Linked DNA regions of Mus musculus: regions 1, 2 and 3 are each linked to region 4. The links are chromatin loops, found by intact Hi-C in ENCODE. Cell type or tissue: heart. All regions are shown on one strand. Links, peaks and the distances in the headings refer to the core of each region. The heading gives the core; the rest is flanking DNA.

Region 1 (5,560 bases), core at 239-5,238, 89 kb before region 4:
AATCATCTTGGCCCTGAGAGGGACAGGGAAGAGGGGAACCAAGATCAGGACACCCCCTTTTCAGAGCACATAAGATAGAGGCCCACAAAGGAAGAGTATAGCTTTCATAGCTGCTGCAAAACTCCACCATGGTACCCAAGCTGGAACTCTTATGTGCCCGAAGCTCAGGAGAGTGCCTGCCCAGGAAACTCAGCCCTGGGCTCCATCCTCACACTGTATGAACTAGATTGTCATCCCAGCATCCAGGGAACCTATGTTCAAGCCTTTTCATTACTAGCTTTAGTCTTACTAGACAGGGTGTGTAGCCTGGGCTGGTCTAGGATTGAGGAGTCTCCCGCCTCGGCCTCCCAAATGTTAGGATGATGCCAGAACCAAGCTGGACCCACAAGAGTTCCATTCAGGGCGGGCAGGCAGGCACTCAGCAGCTGTCTAGGGACACCTGCCACCCACTGGGACTTACCATGTGACCTATCACCCACAGTGACACCCTGAGAGCCTCAAGACCCAGGGTCTCAACAGCAGTGGCCAGGGCTGACAGGAAACTGTATATATAACATGGGGGAGGGGAGGGGAGACGAGACCTAGGGTCAGATGTTCCCACTGGGCTGAGCTGGACGACCTTGATTAATCTGCTCTAAGCCCAGGGCACTGAAAACGGAGATGAAACAGGCAGGTGTGATGGCACATACCTTTAACCCCAGCACTCAGGAAGCAGAGGCAGGGGGAGCTCTGGCTGGTCTGCATAGAAAGTTCCAGAACAGTCAAGACTACATGAAGTATCCTTGTCTCAAAAATAAAGATGCTATGTGACTCAAGACAATTGCTTTACTTCGCTGAATATTGTTTCCTCAAAATAGAGCAGGTGCTGCGAGAAGGGGGCGTGTCAGGGAGATATTTAAATGCACCTACATGATTCTAGGCTCCCACATAGACTTGCAGAGAAGGCTCTGGGTCTGAGGTACCCTTTGAAACCAACAAAGGCGAATAAAATCTAGTGAGCACAGGCTGCAAGCCCAGCTCTTTTCTGTATGGATGAATCCCGGAGGCCCCAAGCTTGTAAGCACTTCCTTCTGCCCCTTCCCATGTAGTCACTCTTCTTCCTAAAGGATATACCAGCTAAATTGATAGGCTAGTCCAGGATTGCGTCCTGGTGCCACCTGGACCTGGGCCGACAGCGTGCACCTAGGTGGCGCTCGCTGCGCAGCAGATGTGCAGGCACGGCCCGCGCCCACGCCGCGTTCCCCCCCCCCAGGGGGGGGGGGAAGAAGGGGAGGAAAGAGGTTAGAGGAGGAGGGAGGGGGATGGGAGAGGGCTAGCCCCGCCCACCCTCAGCCCAGGCGGGGGAAGAAGGAGGCGGACAGCCAAGCTGGCGTAACGAAGACTTTACTGAAAACACAAAACCGGCGAACCAAGGATTACGGAACAGGAATGTGGACTCGTAGCAAAACAAAACCAAACAAAAAGAGAGGGGATGGTGTCGGGAGGAGAGAGAGCGGGGGGGGGGGGAGGGGAGAGGGTTTTTTTTTTCTTCTTCCCGTTTCTTTAAAAAACCAACACAAGGAAACACACACTCAACACGCAACCAACGTTTGTTCCCGAGTAGAAACATAAATAGGGCGGAATCGGACACTCCCGTTCTCTCTTCCAAAAGGCAAAAAAAAAAGGAAAGGCAGAGCGTGAGGCTGCGCGCCCCTTAGAGCCCCTACTCGGAGGTACAAAGGGGCAGCCACGCGCAGGACTGGGGGTAGAGAGGCGGCGCGAGGGCGGGGGTCGTGCGCTCGGGTTCCCCATCCAGAGTTAAGGGGGGTCCGGCTTGTCGAGTCCGGGGGCACCGAGTCTCGAAAGAGTCCGGGGCGCCCCCCCACCGCAGCTAGTCCGCGCATGCGCCCCGCGCTCGGGCTCAGTACGCCGGGACCTGGTGCTGGGGCAGCAGCTGGCAGCCGCTGTTGACGTGGCTGAGGACTTTCTGTTTGAGCTGCGCCACCTGCTCGCGCAGCAGGCTGGCGGTGGACGCCAGCTCGGTGTTCTGGCTTTTGAGGGTCTTGACTTTCTCCTCCAGGCGCGAGATACGCTCCAGCTTGCGCTTGCGGCATTTGGAGGCGGCGATGCGGTTGCGCAGCCTCTTGCGCTCCGCCTTGATGCGTTCTTGCGTGTCCATGTCGATGGGCGACAGCGGAGGGCTGTCGCCGAAGCTCGGCACGTCCGGCACGGTCTGCGGCTCGTCCTTGAGCGCGGCCAGGCGCGGTGGATGCGGAGGTGGCGGCGGCCCCAGCGCGCCCGGGGGCGGCGGGAAGGGCACTGGCTCCGCGGCGAAAGCCACGGTGGCCGCGCCCCCAGGGGGCCCGGCGCCACCCGCGAAACTGCTCAGGTTGGCGTAGACCGGGGTCTCCGTGGCCCCGGGGGTGGCGGCCAGGTCGGCGGGCGCGGGAGGCGCGGGAGCCCCTGAGGTGGCCGCGGTGGCCGCACCCAGCTGGCTTTGCTTGTGCAGGTCCTCCAGCGCCTTGACGAAGCCTTCGGCGAACTCCTGCTCCTCGCTAGCTGCCACCTTCGGGTAGAGGAACTGCGTACTGGTCGGGGTAGTGGTCACCAGCCCGTTGGACTGGATGATCAGCCTCTCCAGCTCCGGCGACGCGAGTTTGAGCAGCCCAAGATCCGGCGAAGCCAGCAGCCCGTCGGGGGCGCCGTCGGGGCGCAGCGCAGAAGGTGCAGTGGCCGACCCTGGTTTCAATCCCGCCGCTCCCTGCTCCGCCAGGCTGAGCGTCAGCGCGTCTTTCTTCAGCATGCTGCTCGTCGGGGGCGCCCCGGGGAAAGCGCGGCCCGGGGGCGCGAAGCCACCACCGCCGGGGGCCCCAGTAGCACCAGCGACGCTCGACGCACCCGCAGCCAGGCCGCTCAGCGCCTCCTCGCCATAGAAGGGCGTTTCCATCCCCACCTTCCCCCGCCGCGCTCGGCCCCGGGGCGGGGGGAGTGGCCGCGGCCTCCCCGGGGGGCCCCGTATGCCCCCCAGTCCGCTGCCCGTACAGACCGGCTCCGATGCCGGCCGCTCTGCCCCGCGCCGCCCGCGCGCACTCTTATAGCCTCGGCCCCCGCGATGAGCTCACCGCCCCCGCTCGCCATTGGCGCGAGGTGACGTCGTTGATTTGCATAAAGGGGCGGGAGCGGGACGCCCTCGCCTGGTGGCGGCCGCTGTTGCCAAGAGCGACGCTCGCTACATGGCACAACAACGCGCTGCATTGTGGGTTGACGTCATGGGGGTGGGGCTGAACGCGGTTTGGCCGGGTCACCACGCCCAGCTTGGATTGCCGGGCAGGCTCTGTCCCTACCCTGCTGTTTCTTGCCTCTCCTCCCTTTCTCTTCCTCCCCTCTTTACTTCCCTCTAGATCTTGCCTCTCTGTTTCTCAAACTGGACCTCATCTGTGCGTCTATCTCTCCCCTGTCTCTGGCACTTCTGTGGCGTGATGTGTGGAGCCTCATAAACCCAGGCCCTCTGTGAAGCCACGCCCCGCGTCACGCCCACCGAAGGCACGCCCCTCGGGGGCCGGGCGCCGGCCAGGGTTCCTCCGGCTGGGAGCTGGCAGGTGTGGGCAGGAAGGGGGAGGCAGAGGAGGGTCCCTTGGAGAGTCCCCACAACTACTTAGCTCCTTGTCAGTTTCACAGGGTGGAGTCGAACGCCCTAAAAGCTGACCTCCTGCCTTTTCCTTGGGGAAACTGAGGATGGGATGTGTGGAGTCCAACTGCAGCCAGGGTAGCCATCAGTTGTAGGTTTTTTTCTTGATCTCGGTGAAAAAAAATTTTTTTAATCTTTGTTTTGGGTCAAGACAGGATCTCATCCTCTAGACTCCGCTATTCATGAACTTAACTTCAGTCCCCCTGTTTCATATTCCCAAGTGTGGCAGTAACAGGCCTGAGTCTCTTAACCTCGGCCTACAGATCTCGGTTTTTATTTTACATGCTGGTGTGTTTGTCTGTGTGGTTGTGTATCTGTGTTTGTCTGTGTAGGTATCTGTGCTTTGTGTGTGTGTGTGTCCAGGAAGGTCAGAGGAGAGTTGGGAGTCTGTTCTCCCCGGTGTGGCACTCTGGCTGTCCGACTTGGGTGCAGTCACGTTTACTTTCTAAGCCTACCCTATGGCCCTGGATTGGGACGTTTTGAAACAGAATCTCACTCTGTACCCCAGAATGACCTCCCGAACCCCCCAAAATCTCACCTCAGGCTTCTGGATGACTAATATATGCCATTGTGCCTTGCTTCGGTTTCAGTTATTAGGACACCCTGTACCCTAGCTGACCAAGACTGAGGGTGATTTCACTGCCTCAACGTGAAAGACGTGCCCATCACCTCATCTTAGCATGAGATTTGAGTCTTGGGTTTGTTGAGTTTTACTTTGTGTTTTGAGCAAGGATCTCTCACCTTCCAGCTGGGGCTGGCTGGGAACTTACAGATGTGGACCTGCTAAGTGCTAGAGTTAAAGGGCACTATGCAAAAGCTGTAACCCAGGTTGACCTGGGGCTCCTGCTGATGGAAGTTCTGGGGTGAGCTTGTGGGGTTTTTTTTGTTTTGTTTTGTTTTTGCCTTTGTTTTGAGACAGAATTTTTCTGTAGCTCAGGCTAGACTTGAGAAGTGATCCTTCTGCCTTCTATGTGCTGTAAGGACAGGCATTTACCACACATTTGTCCTCCCAAGGACAGAACTAGGGTGCCAGGCCTCTGGACAGCCATGGCAGTACACGTTTTTACTCTTGACTCTTCTAGAGCCTGAGGTGGGTCCCAGAGTGGAGCCTGCAAATGAGAATCCGGACTGGTAATTACCCTCTTAATTAGTACAGTATGCCACCAGGCCTGATGCAGGCTTTTCTGCTTGCTGGGAACGGAGGTGGAAGAGGTGGGAGCAACAAGTCCCAGCACACTCAACACAACCCTTAGAAGACCAGAGAGGAGTCTCATCCCTTCTCTGTGACTCCTCTCCAATCTGTACCCCATTGGAGCTCCTTTGCACCTCAGGACCTTCGCCCAGGCCATTGAGGCCTCAGAGGGTTCTCCCCCCTCCCCCCAAACCCCCGCCCGAGCCTTGACCAGTTGTTGCCTCAGAGAGCCACACACCCAGGTTTTATCCCCTTTTGTAGGCAAGTGACCATCCAGAAAGATAGAGTGGACTCTCCCCTCACCACACACGTGGGGTTTGCGCTTCGCGAGCCATATCCCAGCCAGCACCCCCTCCCCCGCCCCCCGCCAAACGACTGAGCCAGCTAGTGCTGGCCCAACGCCAGCCAGCCCCCGGCGCCAGGCCTGCCTCTCCCCGGGGCCGTACGGAGCTTGGCGGAGCGCGCGAGGCTCCGCCCTGACCTTGGGACTTGGCCTTGGCGGGTGGGGGATGGGCGGGCGTGCGCTCTGGAGGCGGTGGTTTGAGCTGACTGGGGACAGGTTTACGTACCAAATTAAGTTTTACCTCTGTTGAGACTCACTTTCCCTATCAGGCAAGGAGAGCATTTTGTAGTGGCATGGAAAATGTAAAGAAATAGTAAGACCTGAACATTTTTGGTTGCTTTTCGAGACAGGGTTTCTC
Region 2 (5,000 bases), core at 1-5,000, 50 kb after region 4:
TTTAATCCCAGCACTTGGGAGGCAGAGGCAGGCGGATTTTTGAGTTCGAGGCCAGCCTGGTCTACAGAGTGAGTTCCAGGACAGCCCAGGGCTACAGAGAAACCCTGTCTTGAAAAAAACAAAACAAGAAAAAAACCTGCTCCTCCTCAAATGCAAGTGCAAAGAGACCAACTACAGACAAAGACAGGCACTGGACAGACAATGGACAGGTCTTTGGGGTCCTCAGGCACAGTACTCCCTGACCCTGAGTTGTGAAGTCAAAGAAAGTCATGACCATTGCACACGGGCTACCTGCCCCTTCTTCAGAACCCTGGCCCCAGGAGGCGCAGCACTGCTCTCAGTGCCCTCCTGAAGAGGATGTGTGTAAGTGCTTTCCCACCCTGTCTCACAGCGGGGGTCATTTCTCTCCTACAGCCCCAGGCACTCAGGCTGCTCTAGTCACCTCTGTGGGGGTGGAGGTGCCACTGTCTGCTGAGCTCACTTGTGGGTCTGTGCTATCTGACAGGCTCAACTCCATTTGCCGCTGCCACTTTCCCTTGCAAGGAACTTTTGTCCACTGTCTTCATTCTGTGCTCAGCAGAACCTGCATAAGCAGTAACATCAGTAGAGAAGTGTATCAGAGGAACTGCCCCAGGTTGCATGTCCCCACGTGTCCTTTGTCGGGGTGACACACCCTGATCTCCAGTCAGGCTGTGCAGAAGCTGATGACAAGCATCTGCCAACTGGCATTGCTTCAGGAAGATGACCAACGCCCAGCACAGAGAACCAATTACAATGTCCACATTTATGAATCCCCCTCCTGCCCCAGCCACTCAGTTGGCTGTGACAGCAGTGTCAGGAGGTCAAGAGCAGCCTGGGCCCTGCCCTGCAGCACAGAAGCCCAGTCATGGAACTTAGGGCTCATGAAAAAGCCTGAGTGTAGAGATACACACTGTTATACTGTCAGGATCTGATCAGAGAGTGAGCACAGACACTCAGGGTAGACTGTAATCTCCAGTCCTCACAAGGCAGGCTGTATTCTCACCCAAAGCCAGCTAGGACAAGCAGGCCCAACTTTAACAAAAAGAGAGGTAAGTTCTCTGGTATACCCGCCTACTGGAGCTGTGGCATATGTCCCTGTGTCGACAGCACTTGCAAAGCTAAGGGGATGGCAGGAAGGACTGCAGGCTGGACTCCTCAAGTTTTTCTTTGGATCCATTTATCATCTGTCTTCAGACAAAAACGGGCTTATCTTCAGGGTGAAAAGTATGAAGGGAAGCAGCTGGGCTCTGCTCTGGGACTCTGCAGTAGAACTGACCTTGCAAAAAAGTCACTTTTGGGAAGTTTCTCAACAGTTCTATCAGGTCAGGAGAATCCTGAGAAGATCGAGGGAATGCATGCCTGTCAGCCTGCAAGCCCAAGACTCCCTGTGGCTTATGTCTCCACAACCTCAGATCTCAAGGTCCCTCCAACAAGCTCTAGCCTCCTCCAACAGCTTTGCAGGAGTCTTCAGAAGGAAATCTCACTAGGGCATCTATCATCACAGCTCTAATGCTCAGACAGTGACCAGCTTGGTCTTGAGCCCTCTGTGAGGCTTACACAGAGCTATGAAGCCAGTGTTCCCACTGTATATTGCTCTTGCAGCTGTCTACCTGGCTGACTCCTGGTATGCTGACAGCCTTGTCCTAACAAGGTGGTATCTCATGGTCAGCAGGCACAGTGGGCACAAGTGTTAGAAAAGCCCATCTAACAGTGCTAACTCCTGAGCTGACAGCCTAGCATGGGTTGAAAGGAGGTACACAATGACACTGACCACACATACAGCTCTGGAGTCCTCTGACCCCTAGCCACCAGGCACAGTTGGGTCCTGTGACTTGCTGGCTGGTTCTCCAAGAATAGCTCTTCCTGTCTCTAGAGTGTTTTAAGAACTCCAGGCACAAAGCTGCATCAGAACACACATGGCCCTCCTACCCACCCACACTCCACACATGGGTGCACATGCACACACATAGAGAGATAATCTGTGCACAGACACACCTACTTGCTTTCCCAATCCTAGACAAAGGCTGGTCTCTGGTGCACGAGTCAGAGACACTTGGGGGGGTCTCTAGAGAGGGGTGTGGCCACAAGCTCCTGAATTCAATACCAGCTTATCAACTGCCTATAACTGGATGCTTCTCGGCCATTCTGGCTACGAGGAGGATTTCAACGTACACAGCGCCAGCCAGGGAGGAAAGGCCTTATAGGAACACGAGTTCCAGAATGGTCCCAAAGAACCTGGAACCTGTCCCACAGGCAGATACTTAGATGTCACAGGACTCACCAGTGTGTCTTGTGGAGAGAGGCAGTCCTCATCAATGTTCCATGTGCATCACACTCAAGAGAGCTGAGGCTCAGGCAGCTCAGCAGGGCAGAAGCGCCCTCCAGAGGGCCCAGAGTAGTAGGATCTACAAAGATCAGGCCTACAGCAGCCAGACACACTTCCTCCTTCCTTTGGCAACAGCCTTCTTCCTGGCTTAAGTTCAAGGGCAGGAAGCAGCTTTGCTGAACACTCCTTGCCCTTGGCCATGAGGGCAACCCAGGAGCCAGATGGCAGGAGTTGACTCTCACTGTAGTCTATGACAACAAGTCTATGCCCATGATGGTGAGACGTCATGGCAAAACTGTGAGACAATGGCCAAAGCTATTGACACTACTAAGTGCCAGCTAGGACACAATGGAACTCTCAGCACCACTGTGCAAATGTGGCATCACCACTGCCACAGGTGAAGTCTCCTTAAGATGCTACCTTGAGGTCCCAAAAGTTCACTCCTCTACACAGCCTCAGGGGAGTGGAGGTCACAGAAAGAAGGCAATGGCACACACCTACTCCTCACACTCAGGAGGCAGAGGCAGGGTATGGGAAACTTAAGGCAAGGCCTCTGTACATCAGAGGCCAGCCTGGCTATATGCTATCTCCAACAATGCCTCAAGCAGAATGGAGTAAAAGCACTGGCCAGACCAGGAAGGTGGCTCCTAGGAACATGGATGAAAACACAGACACAGCGATGTACATCTGGAATCCCAGCACTCCTGTGGCCAAAAAAGTACAGACAGGAGTGTGTGCCTGGAGAACAGGATCGATTGCCTCTGAGGGACAGAGCCAACCACTCCAGAAGGGGCTCTTCTCTGCTCTGTTCTGAGACAGAGGTTCACTGTGCAATGCTGACTGACCTGGAACTCAAGACCAGGTGAGCTCCAAACCTGATGATTGCTGGGATTAAAGGCACGTGTTAAAAGTGGAAAAACAAAGATGTCCATGGTTTTTCAAATCATGTGGGTACATGTGTTTCCGGGGTTGATGGAGCACATGAATGAACTGTTTTATCATATAATGGGATAGATGGACCCTAATGGTACAGACCCAGCATCCTCAGTACCTTGAAGGGGAAAGGCCACCCTAGGCTACAAAGAAGGACCCTGTCTCAAAAATACCCAAACAAAGGCTGGAGATATGGCTCAGAGGTTAAGAACACTGGCTGCTCTTCCGAGGTCCTGAGTTCAATTCCCAGCAATGGTGGCTCACAACCATTTGTGATGATATCTGGTGCCCTCTTCTGGCCTGCAGGCAGAACACTTTATACATAACAAATAAAACTTAAAAAAAAAAAAAAAAACGAAACAAGAGGCTGGAGAGGTCCAACAGTTAGGAACACTTACTGCTCTTGCAGAAGACCCGGGTTCCATTCCCAGTACATACATGATGCTTATAACCATCTATGGCCCCAGTTCTGGGAGATCCAATGCCCCTTCTGAGCTCTGAAGGCACCAGGCACATGGTGTGGACATAGACTCAGGCACACATACATCAAATTAAATAAACATTAAATAACAAAAGGGACATGCCACAGGTGGAAACGCAAAACTGTCATCCCAGCACTCCAGAGGAGGTAGAGATGTGAGTTCAAGGCATCTTCCACAAAACAGACTTCAGGACTGGGCTAGGTGAGCCTGTTTCAAAAGCAATCAGCTGCCTCAGGGCATGGGGACTGAGAAGGAACAGAGGGTAGGCATGGGAGAGTGGAAGAACTGTGCACGGTGCTGTACCAAAGGCTCAGAACTCACCAGACCTCACACAAACAATGCACATACGAGCTTGTTTGTTTGGACATGAATAGTTCCCACAAGTTCAGTGTTTGAACACTCTGTCCCTGCAGGTGGTGCTGTGTTAAAGGTGGCATCACCAAAGGGTGGGGCCTAGCTGGGGAAGGGGAAAAATGTGGGCAGGCTTTCCTGTTCCTGGCCCCACTGGCAGTCTGAGATGTTTTTATCTGTTGTCGGAGTATGTCCAGCCACAGTTCCTGCTACCACACATCAAACCGCTTTAGCCATAAGATTCAAGGGACAAAAGCAGCACATGAGTCCCTGTCCTGTGTCCTGCCATAGTGGCAGAAGAGTAAGCTGGGCAGGGACTGAGGCAGGGTGGGGATGCTATGAGAAGCCTTAGCACATGGGGCAGACTGGCAGCAGCAAGTGAGCAGGTTCTGCACTTCCACAAGGCTCTGTACAGCATGTTCATGGTGGGCTCCAGCAATGAATCTGGCTGTGCCCAGCCTTCAGGGAGAGTGTACCTAAAACTAACAGAATAAGCCAGGCACAGCAGAGCAGCCTTTATCCCAGCACTCAAGGCAGAGGTAAGTGGATTTTTCTGTGTTTGAAGCTAGCCTGATCTACATATCGAGCTCCATGCCAACCAGAACTGTACAGTGAGACCCAATCTCAGAAAATAAGCTAAACACAATAAACTAGCAGAGGAAATTTCAAGAGAGCAGAGCACCAGGCTTTGGAATGATCCCTATCCACTGCTCTTAGTCAGACTACAAGCAGAGAATAGACCAGGAAGATGTGGACAATGTACACTGTGGGGAGGTAAAGAGCAAATTGAAAGTGGACAAGGTGGCTGTGCAAAGCACAGAGGGGCTGTAATTGCTCAGAGCTCAATGGGAATCTGACATGGACCTGGTTCTAACATAACAGGAAAA
Region 3 (5,557 bases), core at 558-5,557, 140 kb before region 4:
ACAAGCACAATGAAGCATCTAGGGCAGGCAGACCCAAACACCTGCCCTGCATGCAAGAGTGGTGCTAACAGGCGAAACAAGCAGACATGTATGGTGTGTGCAAGCCCATGTGTGAGCACAGCTCCCTGCACCAATGCACGACTGTACCTGGCCATCCGGGAGGACACACCACACACGCGCATGGCTCCACACGCGTGTGAGCACATACTTGAACTAAGATCCACGCGCACCGCGCACGCGGACCATGCACGCACAACGTATCACAAGTGTGCACGCTGCGCGTCCTGCGGTCACTCGAGCCTCTCCATGCCCAGCGGGCGCGCACACGCGTGTTCACCCCACGAGCACGAGCACGCACAAGCCTCCCGCAAGGCCTGGCTTTCCCCTCCCCCTCTGTCGCAGAGCCCGGGCCCCAGGTGCCAGGTTAAGGGCGAGGGGTGCGGGATGCGGGACCAAGAATGCCAAATGCGAGACCCATAGCCACTACACCCGAGTTGCGCTCCCCTTGATCCCCCAGCTGTCAGTGAAACGCGGGCTCCTCAGTGTGTGGACCTGGGTTGCGCTCACCCTTACCCTCTCTAAGCTGAGACAACGCTGGCGACGGCGACCGTGGCGACTGCGCTGGCGACCGGGCCCCAGAAGAGGATGCGGGGGATGCAGGCGGCGGCGGGGGCTGCAGGCGGCAGCGGAGGAGGCTCAGGCCCCTGCAGTCCTAGCTGACGTCCTGCAAAGCCAGGGGCGGGGCTTTCTATGCAAACGAAGCTGTGACGTTAGGGGAGGGACTGCATCGACAGCCGCGGGACCACACTGGCCTGCGCCGGCAGAAGAGGGGCAGGGCCTGGTAAGCCACTGGAAGACGGGGCTCTAGGGAGGCATGAAGTTTCCATTGGCTGATGCTCTCGAGCGACGGACCGAATATCAAATCAGCGATTCCTACGTCTTTAGAGGCCCAATGGTGACTGCTAGGTGTTTGAAGGGCGGAGAGGCTGAGGCCAGGACCTAGCTCTGGTTGGAAACTTGTGGTTAGAAGTCCTTGCTTTTGAGACGTGAAGCACTCAGGAGTTTAGGTTTTGTTTTGAGAAATGGTCTCAAGTAACAAGCTGGTCTCGAACTTGCCAAGTAGCAGAGGCTGATCTTGAACTCTTGATCCTCCCGCCTGCACCTCACAAGTGTTGGATTGGCAGGCATACATCTTGATTACATTTTAGGGCTCAAAAAACTCATTAAAGACCACACAGAATTTTTAGTCCCAGCACTCAGAAGGGAGATGGAGGCAGATCTCTGTGAGTTCGAGGCCAGCCTGGTCTACAACGTGAGTTCCAGGACAGCAGGACTATGAAGAGAAACTTTGTCTCAAAAAACAAAATAAACAAGCAAATAAATAAATAATTTTTAAAAAAAGAAAGAAAGAAAGAACTGTTTTTTGATGGGCTGAGGATAATTCTCAGTTTGGTGGGGAACCTGCATCACAAAGACCTGGGTTGATCCAGGCTCCTGTTCTCTGCACTGGGAGGAGAAGGGAAGGAGGGGAGAAGCAGAAGTCCAAGGTGATCCTCAGTTACATAGTGTCTTAAAGTCAGCTTGATCCACATAAAACCCTGCCTCAAAGAAATAAAGGAGAAAATCCGGTCTGTGCAAAGAGAAAAGGGTCTGATGAGTCCCCAGAGAACCCCTTGCTTCCTTGCGCACTTAGGGCTCAGAAGTATCCTGACCCATAAGTCTTCCAAAATTGTAATGAAAGACCAAGGAAGCAGAGAAGATTCAAGAGTAGCTGCCCAACGCCCTTTACGATATGGACACTGGGACCCGGGTAACCCTGTGTCTCAGGAAGGTGGGCGCAGAAATGCAGACTTCCAAGCCGCTATGATACACACGACTCATTCCTGCAAATCTGCCTGTCAAGGTGGGAATCTGGGGTCTATCCTATTCTTCCTCTCCGTGCGGCCGGGCAGGGTCCCCATCGCTTCCATTCCCACAGGAAGCAGAACTGGGAACGTGTCCTGGCCCTGTTTATAGACCTCCCCGCCAGCTGCGGAGGCGCCAATGGACCAGAATAACTTGTCGCCTGGATGCTCGTCCACCCCCGCGAGGAGCCTGGAGCCCCGCCCAATCCGGGGCCGCTGGAGGAAGCTTATTTCCTGCTTCCCCTGCACTTCATGCAGAGACACAAAGTGACCATCAGTTTGTTACTTAGCGAGCTCCGGGCCCACGCGGAGGCTACTGTGGGGACCGGGACCGGGTTTGAGGACAGAAAGGGTGCAGGAGGAGCCTGGGACACTGGAGCCTGATTTGGATTTATTCCGAAGGGATAAGGTTAGGGGAGGAACCCATTTGCTTCCACCACCAAGCAAGGGCTCCAGGAGAACTGTGCTGGTAGCTCAGTAGGTGGCAAGGCTTCATCGGAACACTTGGAAAGCTGAGGCAGGAGGGTTGTTGAGTTCTTTATCATCCTGGATCACAAAGTGAGACCCTGTTTCATACTATAAACGTGTGCGGGGAAACTGCTGGCATGGTAACAGAAACCTTTAATTACACAGCACTTGGGAATTTCTGAGTTTGAGGCTCCCCAGAGAGGACAGCACAGCTGTCTGGAAGAATGAAGCAAGTGTGTTAAAGGCCTGGGCAAACAAGAGCACAGGCAGAAGAAGGGACAGAGGGAAGCTGTTCCTCAAATCTTTCTAAGTTATATTCATTTATTTGTGTTGGAAAGAGGGGAGTGTCACAGGACAACCTAGGAAGTCAGTTCTTTCCTTCCAGCACAAGTCCTAGGAATGGAACTCACGTCATCAGGTTTGTGTGACTTCCAAATTCTCCCACAGTGAACACACATGACTTTGTTTAACAAGAAATCTCTAAGGGTCGCCTCTTAAGACATCTGGAAGGAAGAAGGAAATGTTCCAGTGTGTGACCCCAGATGGCCTTTTGTGCCTCCTGGGGATGAATAGCCCGAGTCATAATATTTACAGAGGAAGTCGCCTGCCACTCTGGCTCCTTGGAGGCCTTGGTCAGGTGCAGAGTTACAGGCTCAGAGGGAAAAAGGAAAAGGGAAAGAGAGGGACCCCCCCCCCCCCATGGCACATGCCTGTTACCCCAGCCAAGCACTCGAATGGTGGAGGCAAGAAAATAACGTTAGTGTCATCCTCTGCGGCAAACAAGTCTGACATTAGAACTTGAGACCATGAGACCTTGTCTCAAAACGGCCAAAGAACTGTTTGGAAAACAAACAGGGAATCAGTCATACCGCCAGGGGGCACCAGTGCCCACTCTTAGTATATAAGCTCTGAGGGACTAGTTATGACTCAGTTTCCACACAAGAGAATGAGTAGGTGTCGCGGCTATTCCTGGTTGTCAACTTGACTATATCTGGAATGAACTACAATCCAGAATTGGAAGGCTCACCAGTGACCCTAATCTGGAGGCTTGGAGATAGAAGTTTCTGATCTGGATCTTGGTATGGAGATCTTAAGACATAGTGGCTATGGCTTCCAGAAGATTAAGACAGGGAGATCTCATGGGCTGGAGAGATGGCTCAGTGGTTAAGAGTACCGCTGCTCTTCCGAAGGTCCTGAGTTCAAATCCCAACAACCACATGGTGGCTCACAACCATCCGTAATGAGATCTGACACCCTCTTCTGGTGCATCTGAAGACAGCTGCAGTGTACTTACATATAATAAATAAATAAATCTTTAAAAAAAAAACAAAAACAGGGAAATCTCTGAGTTCAAGGTCATCTGTGATTAAAGGTGTGGTGGCACACACCTTTAATCTGGGCTACACCTTCTGCTGGAGACCTACATAAGGACATTGGAAGAAGGAAGGCTTTCTCTCCTTCACCTGCTTGCCGTGTAGGACTGAGCAACTGCTAGATCCTTGGACTTCCATTCACAGCTGCTGCTGACCACTGTTGGGAGTTGAACTGCAGACTCTAAGTCATCAATAAATTCCTTTACTATATAGAGAATACCCATAAATTCTGTGACTCTAGAGAACCCTGACTAGGGAACGCCTATGGTGAAGAGAGGTGTGCCGGCACTCTGGTTTGAGAAGCCCAATCTTGTCAGAGACAGGGATCCTCATTGACGGGAAGACTGAGGCCTGCAGTGCTCTTCTATTTATTCTATTTTTGCAGTGATAGAAATGGAACTCAGGACTTCCCAAAAGCTAAAGCTCTGTTACCAGAGCCACACCCCAAGCCCCTCATTGGGCAATTCTAGGCAGAAGCTCCACCCCTTAGCCACACTCCAGCTACTTTTTTTTTTTTAAAGATTTATTTATTTATTATATGTGAGTAACCATTGCTTTCTTCAGACACAAAAGAAGAGGGCATCAGATCCCATTTCAGGCCACACAGTGGTGGTGGCACATGTCTTTAATCCCAGCACTTGGGAGGCAGAGGCAGGTGGATTTCTGAGTTCGAGGCCAGCCTGGTCTGCAGAGTGAGTTCCAGGACAGCCAGGGCTACACAGAGAAACCCTGTATCGAAAACAAACAAACAAAACAAAACAAAACAAAAAACAGATCCCATTACAGATGATTGTGAGCCACCACGTGGTTGCTGGGATTTGAACTCAGGACCTCTGGAAGAACAGTCAGTGCTCCTAACCACTGAGCCATCTTTCCAGCCCACTTCCAGCTCTTTTTATTTCTAGTCAGGCTGCCCAGCCTGGACCAGCTGTCTCCACACACACACAGCCAAGTCTGGGGGATGCCTATGGTGAAGAGAGGTGCACCAGCACACTGGTTTGAGAAGCCCAATCTTGTCGGAGACGGGGATCCTCATTGATGGGAGGACTGAGGCCTGCAGTGGTCTTCTAGGAGGGTCACCGGCCTCCTGATATCTAAGAAGAGTCTTGTGCAGCCAATGGTGTCAGGAGACACCAGACCTCAGTGGGAAGTGTTCCCCGCCCGCATTTTACGAAAGGGATTCCCCCGAGGGACTCAGTAAAGGCTTGCAGCTGGACTGGTGAAGGCAACATTGGTTCCATCTTTAGTGCCAAAAAAGAAACCAACTAAACCATAACACAGAGTCCGACTGCATGTGCTGAAGCTGACGTGCAGACTGCAGCTGAGTCTAAGTCTGTCTTCTGAGATGCAGGAGTCGGCGCTTCCCAGGGCTGGTGCCATTCCAGTCTGTGGGCAGAGCTGGTCCCAGCCTCCCTCAGGCTTGGCTCTGTGTAAACCTTGGCTGTCCTCTTTGAGTGGTGGAACGTCATCAGTGCCCATAGGTGCCCATGGCCTGACCAGGACTCCACGGTCCACACTAAGCTAGCCCAACTCTTGTTGGACAAAGCAGACCCTGGGCTCTGGGCTGGCCTTAGAGGACAGGAGTTAAGTGCTGGGTAACTCTGAGGACTCCCTGTTCAGTGCTGTGCACTGCCCTTCATCCTCCTCTTCCTCCTCTTCCTCTGCTTCCTCCAGGGTCAGCTCAAACTTGAACCTGTCCGAGCCCATGGTGTGTGGAGGGCTGCAGGGAATCCTACTCTGATACCACTCTCTGTTGTCTTCCAAGGTGTCCAGAAGCTCCTGAGCATCGGGGTGCACTAGGTCAGCCCATGT
Region 4 (5,556 bases), core at 557-5,556:
GCTTCTGAAGGTGTCTATAACTAAACAGAGAGTCTGGCCATAGCCGTGAAGACACCTTGATGTACCACAGATGATGAGTTTTTTAGAGTGGTTCCATGCACACTTGAGGGCTGGCCTGGAACTTGGAGAGCCATCTGCAGATCGCAGAGCTGTTTCCAGGCGGGGGGAGTAGGCCTTTTGTTGTTATTTATATTTAGTAGCCCTGAGTCTTTTCAAAAAACTGTTGTGTGTGCGTGTGACACTTAAGAGTATATGTGACACTGTGTGAGTGTGACATTGTATGAGTGTCCCTGGAGACCAGAGGAGCCACTCCAATCCCCTGCCAGTGTGAGCCACAGGGGCAGGTACAGGAATGGAATCTGTGGCCTCTCAAGATCAGCAAGATCTTTTCATGACTGAGCCGTCTCTCTTAGCCTATGATAATGAGGCTCCAGACCTGCAGCATTACCATTCTTTACAAACTCTGCAATTCTAATCAATCTGCAGAATGTGCTATGTAGGGGTCCCACCCCCAAACTTAGTCAACAGGTGACAAGGGAATGGGGGGATGGACTCCAGGGCCTAGTGCATGCTGGGTAAGCAGTTTACCACCTATGTACCAAACCTGAGATTTTTCCCATTTAATGTCTGGAAAGAAATTTTTTTTTCCTTTTCTTTAAATATTGTTTCTCTGTGTAGCCCTGGCTATCCTGGAACTCGCTCCGTAGACCAGGCTGGCCTGGAACTCACAGAGTATGAACACTTACCAGTCTGGTATAAGATGGAGCAAAATCATCACTATTTGGCTAAAGGCAATGTAGTGGTAATAAAATCAGTCAATTGTTATTTAGTTTTGTTTCATGTGTATTGGTGTCTTGCTTGCATGTATGTCTATGTGCTGGTGTCGGATCCCCTGGAACTGGAATTACAGTGAAGAACCAGGATGACTTCATCTTCTGCTTGGAAACTTTTATAGTAAGACAAACTAAGTTCATTCCCGTTTTTAATTACATTTGTTTCTCAAGGACTGGGCTAGGCCCCACCCCTAATCTTAACTACAAATGGCTCTGTGCTGCTTCTTCCAGGCTCATGTACCCCACTTATTTTACCCACCAAATCCCCCATTTGGAAATCCTCTACTCTTGAGCTATAAGACTCTTGTCTTTTTTTTTTAATTAGGTATTTTCCTTGTTTACATTTTCAATGCTATCCCAAAGGTCCCCCATACCCACCCCCCAGACTCTTGTCTTCTTTACATTCAATTCTGTCTTCTTGAACCCTGCCTTATGTAAAAATGCTTGCTTTAATTAACGTTGCCACCTTTAATTGGATCGTGGTCTTCCTCCTCCAATGTTTGGGACAAATAACAGTTGTGAGCTGCCATGTGGGTGCTGGGAATTGAACCAGAGTCCTCTGAAAGAGCAGCCAGTGCTCCTACCAGCTGAGCCTCCCTAAAACAACTAATTAAGCCAGGTTGGTGTCGAAGGCCAGTAATCCCGGCCTGCTGAGGCAGGAGATGGTGAGTTCCAGAGACCTACAGTTTCTCAGAATTTGAGATAATCCAATGCATAAATATGTAATGCCATTTGGAAGCTCACAGGGGAGCACCTGTCATGCCTAGTGTCACCAAGTGTCACACATTCACTCTGAATGTGGCTGCCGCGGTCACCATCGTCCTCTGCTGCTATCTCGTGGCCACATCTGGAACTACAGCCCATGGCTGTTTTGAGGGTCAGGAGAGAATGGGATGCAGATTCATCTGCTCAGCAAATACTTATTGGGTTCTCTTCACGAAATGAGAGTTTGTGAGACTAGCATGCATTACCAGCACACCCCAAATGAGGAACCGGTGTTTGGTTCTGCTGTGCAACCCCAGGCAGGTTGCTTTGTCACTTTGACACTGCTCTACTCTATGCAGTTGTACCAACGCTGGGTAGGAATCAGCAAAAGATGAATTAAGCCCTGTGCTTGGCGCTGAGCTGAAGATCCGAGGTCGGGTGGAATGGGGTACTGCTGGGCGACAGGGCTCGGTCTTGCGGGGGACCAACACGTATCAGAAGTGTATCCTGTCTCAGGATCGGTGCAGCTTAGAAGTTCTCAAGCGGTGGGAACAGTCTGCGGGCTGCGCTGAACCTCCCGGCGGTCGACCGGGCGCCAGGGTGCGGTCTAGTGAGGGCGGACGTCTCTCTCTCCTTCCAGCGTGGCTCCGAGAGAGCAGAGGTTGCGCTGGCACCGCAGCACAGAGCAAGCAGCGTCCAAACTCGGGCTTTTGCACCCAGTAACTCTACTTTGGGAACTTCGTACCCCGAGAGCCAGAGGCACAGGTCGCCCTCAGGACTCCTTCCTCCTCCACTCCAGGTCCACGTCTCCGGGCTTGCCGCGTGCACCAGCTGCGGCTGCCCCCTTCCTGGTGTTGTTTGGGTTTTAATTTTTGTGTTGCACTTAGAAAATTACCCATAATTACAGCTACGGAGAGGAAGCAGTCTCCGTGTACAGCCGTGCTCCAGCTGTGCAGCCTCCAAAGCACAGCTGGGAGGGGCTGTGGTCCCGGACGGAGCGGGAGGGGATGCGTTTTGCAGCGACTCCCGCGGCTCGCGGTTCCCCGCGAGGTGGCCCGGGTGTCAGTCTGAAGCACCCGCTGTCAATAATAGTGACAAATGAGGTGTTTGGTGAAATCTAGAGAGGACATCAAAAGGCATGGGGACAGGGTAGAGAAGGGTGAGGAAGAGGAGGGAGGAAGAAGAGGAGGGGAAAAGATGAACGAAATAAGGGGAAGAGAAGGGTTGGAGGAGGAAGAGGAGGGGGAGGCAGCCCTGCAGTTCCGGGCCCGGCCACACGGGGGCGCGGCGGAACCGGCTCCTCTGGTGGATGGGGTTGTCATGGGACAGGATCTTCTAGGGAAGAAAGTTTAATCATTCTGTTTTTTTTTTTCTGGGGGGGGGGGTCCAGTTTGCAGAGCCTGGCCAGTTTAGGGAAACAGGCAATCTGGTCCCTACTGCACCCGAGAGAAAAGGGAGCAGGTGAGGGGTCCCCTCAAATGCCTTCCATCCTCGTTAGTCCAAGTCTGTGGCCAGATCACTGTATTTGACGCGTATACTTACTGCTGTGCTTATGCGTGGGAGCACACGTACCATTGTGCGTGTATAAGTCACAAGAGTAGTCAACAGTTTCCATCATGTGGGTGCCGGGGGCTAAACTCAAGTCATCAAGCTTGGTGGCAAGCGCCTTCACCTGCTGACATCTCGCCCAAGGGAAAAGTTTTCTGGGCTCACCATCAGCCACTCATGGTGGCTCTTGAAATAAAGCTCTCCCACTCGCGAGCTGCCGTCTCCAGCACTTTAACCGTGCGTGTGTCCCAGGGCTGGAACTGGTTTGAACGTTCACTCACTCCTTCCACTCCTGCAGTGTCAGCCCTCTCACTTCCTCTCCCTCACGTGGGCGGGCCCCCGTCTATGCCCAAACTGGGTGTGTGTGTCCTGCAAGCTCCACTCCCCGGACTTTCCTAGCTGTGTTTGGGAGCGCCTCGGTTGCCATGACGACGGCGCAGTTGCTCCCGCCCGCAGAGCCTCCCCCAAGCAGCCTTCAAGGGCTGCGGGCGCCCCCCCCCCCCCGTTCTTTCCTCCTCCCAGCGTCCGCCTCCACTCTCCTCCGGGACTCCCACCGTCCTCGCTGCCGCCGGCCCTCCCTCCCTTTGTCCGGCTCTGTCTCCTGCTTTCCCCAGCTGACTCTTTTCTCCAGGAGTCGTAGCAAAGTGTCCCCGCTGGGTCCCCAGGGCCCGGTAGACAGCAGGCGCTCAATAAATAGTTCCGGGGGTTGGGGTGGGTGAAGACACTGAATCAAAAATTTGTGGCTGAGAGAGGGGAAACCTTGCGTCCTGGGCATCTCCAGACCTTGGGGACACAATTGAGGGTGGAAGGAAACTCGGAGCTGCGTGCTGTGCCTCCCGGCTGCACTCGCAACCTCTCTGTGTCTCGCTGAGAACAGGGCCTGCAAAGAGCTGTAGTGCGCGGTGGCCCAGGCGCACCGACGGCCTTCCTGGCACCCAGCAGTCGCCAGCCCCGCGGCGGGGAGAGGAAGCTGGGGGAGGGGGTGGCGGGCCAAGCAGGAAATGGGAAAGGCCGGCGTCGGCCCAGCTGAGCCCTGGGGGAGGAGGCGGGGCGCGCCCCGGCAGCCTTTCCTGAGCGCCTGGAACCACGGCGGCTCGGCTTCCCGCCCGCCCACTAGGGTGGGGGCGGGGAGGCCCGGGCTAGGGGATCTGCCTGCACCAGGGACACCACGCGAGACTTAGCGCCGTGGTGACCTGCATGCTGTCACACTCACACAGGAAACCTGAGCTCATGACTGCGCCACCGGGTGCTGACGACCCACCTGTGCGCAATCTCCAGCAAGTCCCCACTAAACCCGTCGTGTCCAACCGGGGACACTTGCAGCGATAGCAAGCCTTAGCCTGGATGCTTCCCGACGCCCATGCGCCACGACCCCTCGTGCTCTCACGGGGCCGCGTGTTATACACGTGCGTCTGCGCTGGAGTGGGGGAAAGAAGCATGCTCTCATTCCCAGCGTGCACCCAGAGGTGGAGGCAGGAGGACCACCTGTTCAAGGAGCCTTAGTGAAGTAGAGAGCTGGAGGTCAGCCTGGGCTACAGGAGACACCGTTTTTACTCCGACTTTGAGACAGGGTCTCACTATGTATTGGCTGCTGTCCTGGAACTCGCCATATAGACCAGGCTGGCCTCGAATTCACAGAGATCCTCCTGCCTCTGTCTACCGCGTTAAGAAACACTTTCAGAAAAACAAACAAAACGTGCTTGGTCTGGGGTTCAGTCCTTACAACGCTGGCATGCATAAAAAAAAAAACAAAAAAAAAAAAACCGGGCTCTGTGCACAGCACACAGACCAGGCTAAGTGGCACACGCCTGTCGTGCAAACGCTAGGGAGGCTGAGGCAGGAGGATTAGAATTTCAGGGTTATCTGTTTTATGTGTTTGAGACAAGCCTGGCCTATATGAAACTCTCTCAAAAGGGCCCCTCACAGCCCGCAGCGCTGTATTGGCTCGCAGAGAGTGTCCTGGGAGTAGAATGTCATGGGCGCATATCCTGTGAGCCCAAGAGCCTAGTGCAGTTCCTGAGTCGAAACGGAGATATCCACAGCACCCCACCCCCACCCCCAGATCTGTACAACTGGGAGTCTTGCTCCGCAGCCGAGGTATGCTTGGAGCTCGCGGCCATCCCCCTGCCTCAGCTTCCCAATTGCACAAATAGCAACTGCTGGAGCGCGTCCCGGGCTTGAATATCTTTGGGGGGAGGTATTGAAGTCTGTACTTATTGGTGCGCAGCCTATTGGTGGGCAGTGCCGCCCCCGCGGGCTCTGCGCGTGCGCGCTCCCAGCGCGCGCGCGGGGGGGGGGCCCACCCGCGCTCCCGCCGTTGCCACTTTAAGAGCGGCGGGAGCGCGCGGTGGCGGTGGCGCGCTTCCCGGAACAGCCCGGGGAGGGCAGCGCGGCGAGAACCCACCCGCGGCCGGAGCTCCCGCGCGGACATGGCCGCGGGGATCGGGGCGCGGGCAGCGATGGCCACGCG

What was found. Hi-C counts contacts between places; a loop is a spot of excess contacts. Peaks named below come from ENCODE experiments on the same cell type or tissue, not always from the same donor. Only the 100,000 strongest peaks of a DNase experiment are listed, where the experiment ranks them.
Region 1: it touches region 4 in a loop (7-fold over the local background); 10 of 42 quality-filtered maps call a loop at or near these places.
Region 2: it touches region 4 in a loop (2.9-fold over the local background); 6 of 42 quality-filtered maps call a loop at or near these places.
Region 3: it touches region 4 in a loop (2.5-fold over the local background); 5 of 42 quality-filtered maps call a loop at or near these places.

The regions. Positions count from the first base shown.
Region 1 is chr8:70,696,424-70,701,983 of GRCm38, reverse strand. It overlaps Jund (jun D proto-oncogene), which reads right to left and starts at 4,245. Exons shown (of 1, transcript NM_010592.5): 1 at 1,368-4,245. The coding sequence starts at 2,926. The coding sequence ends at 1,901. It also overlaps a transcript of Iqcn not described here. In heart, for the core only: a CTCF peak has its summit at 1,170; DNase peaks (open chromatin) are centred at 1,273, 1,883, 3,103, 3,513 and 2 weaker places; H3K4me3 peaks cover 4,734 bases; H3K27ac peaks cover 4,930 bases.
Region 2 is chr8:70,557,742-70,562,741 of GRCm38, reverse strand. All of the region lies in intron 1 of Ell (elongation factor RNA polymerase II), which reads right to left. Among named protein-coding and RNA genes, the nearest start is that of Ell, 21 kb to the right of the region's middle. In heart, for the core only: CTCF peaks have their summits at 2,405, 3,567 (motif pointing left) and 4,175; DNase peaks (open chromatin) are centred at 741, 1,971, 2,431, 4,220 and 2 weaker places; H3K4me3 peaks cover 178 bases; H3K27ac peaks cover 3,377 bases.
Region 3 is chr8:70,749,880-70,755,436 of GRCm38, reverse strand. It overlaps Pde4c (phosphodiesterase 4C, cAMP specific), which reads right to left. Exons shown (of 17, transcript NM_001310465.1): 17 at 4,251-5,557. The coding sequence ends at 5,330. Rab3a (RAB3A, member RAS oncogene family) reads right to left here and starts at 734. Exons shown (of 5, transcript NM_009001.7): 1 at 574-734. In heart, for the core only: CTCF peaks have their summits at 671 and 3,235 (motif pointing right); DNase peaks (open chromatin) are centred at 846, 2,116, 2,896 and 4,906; H3K4me3 peaks cover 1,895 bases; H3K27ac peaks cover 2,003 bases; H3K27me3 peaks cover 928 bases.
Region 4 is chr8:70,608,200-70,613,755 of GRCm38, reverse strand. Ssbp4 (single stranded DNA binding protein 4) reads left to right here and starts at 5,442. Exons shown (of 18, transcript NM_001372473.1): 1 at 5,442-5,556. In heart, for the core only: a CTCF peak has its summit at 2,787 (motif pointing right); DNase peaks (open chromatin) are centred at 2,805, 3,475, 4,155, 5,305 and 3 weaker places; H3K4me3 peaks cover 4,182 bases; H3K27ac peaks cover 3,904 bases.